Regions from separate parts of the Homo sapiens genome. Here region 1 is linked to region 2. A link is an interaction called in ENCODE POLR2A ChIA-PET data of the cell type or tissue named here. Cell type or tissue: GM12878. All regions are shown on one strand.

What was found. Peaks named below come from ENCODE experiments on the same cell type or tissue, not always from the same donor. Only the 100,000 strongest peaks of a DNase experiment are listed, where the experiment ranks them.
Region 1: POLR2A ChIA-PET joins it to region 2 with 6 read pairs; 2 of 35 experiments call an interaction of 5 or more read pairs at or near these places.

Annotation. Positions count from the first base shown.
Region 1 is chr4:87,021,771-87,024,270 of GRCh38, forward strand. All of the region lies in intron 2 of AFF1 (ALF transcription elongation factor 1), which reads left to right. Among named protein-coding and RNA genes, the nearest start is that of AFF1, 88 kb to the left of the region's middle. In GM12878, no CTCF peak of the experiment used is centred here; no DNase peak of the experiment used is centred here.
Region 2 is chr4:86,520,577-86,523,076 of GRCh38, forward strand. It overlaps a transcript of MAPK10 not described here. Among named protein-coding and RNA genes, the nearest start is that of MIR4452, 21 kb to the right of the region's middle. In GM12878, no CTCF peak of the experiment used is centred here; a DNase peak (open chromatin) is centred at 1,059.

The sequences.
Region 1 (2,500 bases), 500 kb after region 2:
ATTCTTTATGTGTGTTTGATAAGTGATTTAGTCAACACATAGGGGAAAAAGGGGTTGGGATTACTTTAGACTGTTATGATTTTTGAGATTGTCATTTTGAAGAGGAACAGATAAATCTTTCACATCTTTATGCTTAGAAATGCCATGCTAGGGCGGGCGCAGTGGCACGCGCCTGTAATCTCAGCACTTTGGGAGGCCGAGGCCAGCGGATCACCTGAGGTCAGGAGTTTGAGACCAGCCTAGCTGACATGGTGAAACTCCATCTCTACTAAAAATACAAAAAAATTAGCCAGGCGTGGTGGCGGGTGCCTGTAATCCCAGCTACTTGGGAGACTGAGGTGGGAGAATGTCTTGAACCTGGGAGGCAGAGGTTTCGGTGAGCCGAGATCGTGCCACTGCACTCTGGCCTGGGCGTGACACAGCGAGACTCCATCTCAAAAAAAAAAAAAAAAAAAAAAATGCCATGCTAAAAACACTTTTAAAAGTCAAAAATAGCCCAGTTAACATTGACTAAAGCAAGGTGTTATTTTATACATTGTGCTAGGAGCCAAGGTAGTTAACAGAGATATTAACACACTGACACTTAGGTTTAGTAGATGTTCCAGTCTGTTCATGATGCTGGTGATGGAAAGTATTACTGAACACCATACTTAAAAGCTTTACCCATTCATATTTATTTGTAAGACTGTGGTAGCTGAAGAAAAACTAGTATAGCCCACAAAATCCAAATAAATCAAGGACCCCTCTACGATGTTTTCTTCCCGTGCTTACAGATATATATATATATATATATATATATATATATATATATATCTATCTATATCTATCTGTGTGTATATATATCTGTGTGTGTATATATATGTGCGTGTATATATGTGTGTGTATATATATGTGTGTGTATATATATGTGTGTGTATGTATATCTGTGTGTATATATATATCTGTGTGTATATATGTATATATATCTGTGTGTGTGTATATATATATAATATCATGTGTGTGTATATATATACATATCACGTGTGTGTATATATATGCACACACACACACGAATGTTAGCAAAGAACCCAAGCATTGCCTCAATAAGTAACGTTAGAATCATACATCCAAGCCAAAATCTTTATTTATTTTATTTTTAATTTATTTATTTAATATAGATGGAGTCTCTGTTGCCCAGACTGGAGTGTAGTGGTGTGATCATAGCTTACCGCAGCATTAGACTCCTGGACTCAAGTGATCCTCTTGCCTCACCCTCCCGAGTAGCTGGGACTACAGGCAGGCACACACCACCATGCCCAGCTAATTTTTAATTTTTTTTTGTAGAGATGGGGTCTTTCTTTGTTGTTCAGGCTGGTCTTGAACTCAGGTGATCCTACCACTTTGGGTTCTCAAAGTGCTGGGATTAAAGGTGTAAGCCACTGTGCCCAGCAGACTGAAATCATTTTATAACTGTGCTTTTCAATGTTATCTTAAAATTAGCTGGGGAAGAATTCTGTTTAGTTTTTGTTTTTTGGTGTCAGTCTCATTTAAAAATTGACAAGGAAATGAATGGATTTGTGGTAACTGCCTTTTAACTTTGTAAATTTTAACCTAATGTATGTTTAAATTATCAGAAATAGAAAATTCAGATACTTCTATACTTACTGACTTATTATAAAAACTGTGCCTAAACTGAAGGACAGAACCACTTAAATTATTCATTTATTTGAGAAGAAATTTTCTATTTTAATTCAACAATGACTTTTTTCACTATATTTTCATGGTTGAACTGGCTAGAGTGGGTAGTTATTTCAATAGGTGTTGGAAATTAAAAAAAGTGTAGATAGTTTCCAGTTTACTGATTTTCTTCCAAAAATGTGTTTGGGACATAGAAAATGTTTTGCAGAAGCAGCAAGGAAAATCATGTGATGAAGGTTAGGCCCTAGGCTAGAGCCAGAATGTTTCTTAACTTGTGCCAAAATGTCCAACATTTGGAATAATAATGGCAAACGGTGCAATCACTGAAATAAAGCATGAAAACCATGCTTAAACAAGAGGGTTCGTTCTATACTTGTGTTAGCTTTTAGCTTTAGGGGGTTTTGTGGATGGAGAAAGAGGAGTGGTGTAAGGGATCTTTAAGATTACTTGGAGGAGACTGGAAAAAATGGATTCTTTGGGGCAGGGGCATTTCCACTGGTAAACCTGGGCACTTTTAAGGACAGAGGATTATGTATAATTTTGATCTATGGTAATAGCAGTCTTTTATTAAGCAATTATTTATTGAGCATTCTGTTATGTTCTGATCTCTGAACCAGGAACTTTGCAAAATGGTATCATTTAATCTGCAAGGCAGAGCTTATCACTGCCATTATACAGATAAACTGAGGCTCATGGCAAGTGACGGCTGATACACAGCTTCAGATCTACTCCAGACTTACATGTAAATGTCTCCTTGCCCTTCATACATATATCCATGTGGCCAGTGACCCATGATTTACTGGTGGAGCAAAGGAAGGCATAG
Region 2 (2,500 bases):
TAGCTTAATAATCAATCTTCTGAACTTTTTATCTGGCAATTCAGAGATTTCTTCTTGGTTTGAAGCCATAGCTGGAGAGCTAATGCGATCTTTTGGGGGTGTGATAGAATCTCGTTTTGTCATATGAACAGTTACTTTTTGGCTCCTTCTTATTTGGATAGACTTTTTCAGTGGAAGATTCTGGAACTCAAGGGCTGCTGTTCAGATTCTTTCATCCCACATGGTGATCCCTTGATGTGGTGCTCTCCCCCTTCCCCTAGGGATGGGGTTTCCTGACAGCCAGACTGCAGTGATTGTTATTGCCCTTCGGGGTCTAGTCACCCAATGGGGCTACTGGATTCCTGGCTCATGCTGGAAAATGTCTGCAAAGAGTCATGTGATGTGATCCATCTTCAGCTCTCCCAGCCATACATACCAGCACCCGGTCTGGTGGAGGTGGCAAGGGAATGAAGTGGACTCTGTGAAAGTCCTTTGTTGTAATTTTGTTTAGTGTACTTGTTTTCTCAAATGCTGGTTATGCTAGCAGTGAAGCTTTCATGTGGACAGGCTCAGGACCTCTGGTTAGCCAGGTTGTTGCAGGCAGTGGAATTAGCTGTTGTTTTCTCCTTCTTTGGAGCAGGGTTGTTCTGACTTGCTGTAATGTATTGAGTTGGTTGGCCTCCAGCCAGGAGATGGTGCTTTCAAGACAGCATCTAGTAGAAGGGGGATATAATCTTACCCTATGTTGGCCAGAATGAGTACTTGGGTTTCTCAGGCAATGGGTAGGGCCATAGAGCATAGAGCTCCCAAGAGTTTTTGTCTTTTGTCTTCAGCTACCAGGGCAGGTAGAGAAAAGCCATCAGGTCAGGGCAGGGTTAGGTGGGTCTGAGCTCAGATTCTTTCTGGGTGAGGCTTGTTGTGGCCACTGTCGGGGATGGGGGTGGTTCTCAGGCCAATGGGGTTATGTTCCCAGGGGGATTATGGCTGCCTCTGCTGCATCATACAGGCCACCAGGGAGGTAGGGGAAAGCTAGCAGTGACAGACATCACCCAGCTCCTATGCAGCCACTAAGGCCAGTCTCACTCCCACTATGCCCCCCAACCACACTGAGTTTATATATAGGCAGCTGGTGGGCAGGGCTGAGATCTTGCCCCAGGCTACAATCCTCCCCACTGAGAAAGCACACAGGGCTCTCAGGCTTTGCTGCTTCCTGCCTGCCCACGCCATCAGCTGTGGCTTGTATACTTGTATCGGCACTTCCCATTCACCATCCCCCTACCACCACCAATTGTGGTCAGGAAAATTTGTGCTCAGTTGAAATTATTACAAAGTTCAGCTGGGAGCTTCCTTCACCCTGTGGTCCCTCCCCAGTTCTGCTGGCTGCCTTCCCTTCCCCAAGGACCTCTGTGAGATTAGGCCAGGAATGGCTTCCCTGGGTTGAGCTGGGGACTGGGAGTGCCTACAGGGCTCTTCACACTGCTTCTTCTACTTTTATATTTCACCTGGGTCCCTAAATCCATTTCAGCTCTAGGTAAGGTTAACTCCTTTTCCCATGATCTAGATTTTCAGGTTCCCCAGTGGGGTGTGTGTTCAGAGTCTGACTTATCCCTCTATCACACTTTGGAAACTCAGTTTTTTGGCTGTCTTGTGGCATTTTTCTCATTATGTGTTTTGATGGCAATTAAAGAGTCACTCCTTGAAAGTAGGTGTCAAGAATGATGGGTTTGTACTTCCCAGAAAGCCCAGACATGTAAAACATAATACTGTTTGCCTATTAGGCTCTAGTATAAGCTTGTTAAATGAATGATGAAACGAGGTTGGAGCTAGAATATGAACTACCTTAATTTTCATGTTCAAGAGTTGGTAGTTTATTTGGCAGGGCAGATAAATTAAATGAGATGATACGTTTAACACAGTTCCTATTGATACATTTTAGCTTTTATGATTAATAGTGCATTTCAATTCTATCCCGCTTCATAACCAGAAGATGGAGCTCCAAACATTTAAACTTAAAAAAAAAAATTCTCCTGTTTTGTTGTATTCTTGGTAGAGGCTGTGCTCTTATTTCGTTGGTTCTGGTTCTTTTTGTTCCCCACCTAAATCCTTCCATTCTAATTTTGTTCTCAGGTTATCAAAATCCATTTGCTGACTACAGATAGGAGGAGTGATCTGTGTGAGAAGCTACACATAGATCCTCTTTTTCTACCTCTGGGGACTTATTTGATTCATGCACCTGTTCATACATATTTTTATCCAACTCTCCCCACTTTGTTCCTCCCTCTTCACATGGAAAAGCCATTGTGACTTACAGTTGTTACAGCAACTGTAAACAGGTGCTGACATTCTATGCATCCTCATGGGAGGAAAAATGCCAGCACTACCACACACAGAATTTGTTGCTATATGCAGGAAAAAGCATGTGACAGGGCTAGAAATACATTTTTTTGGACTGTTCTCCAGTTTGTGTCCTTTTGCAACATAAGTTCCTTAGACATCTAAAGACTCATGGGAAATAATTAAT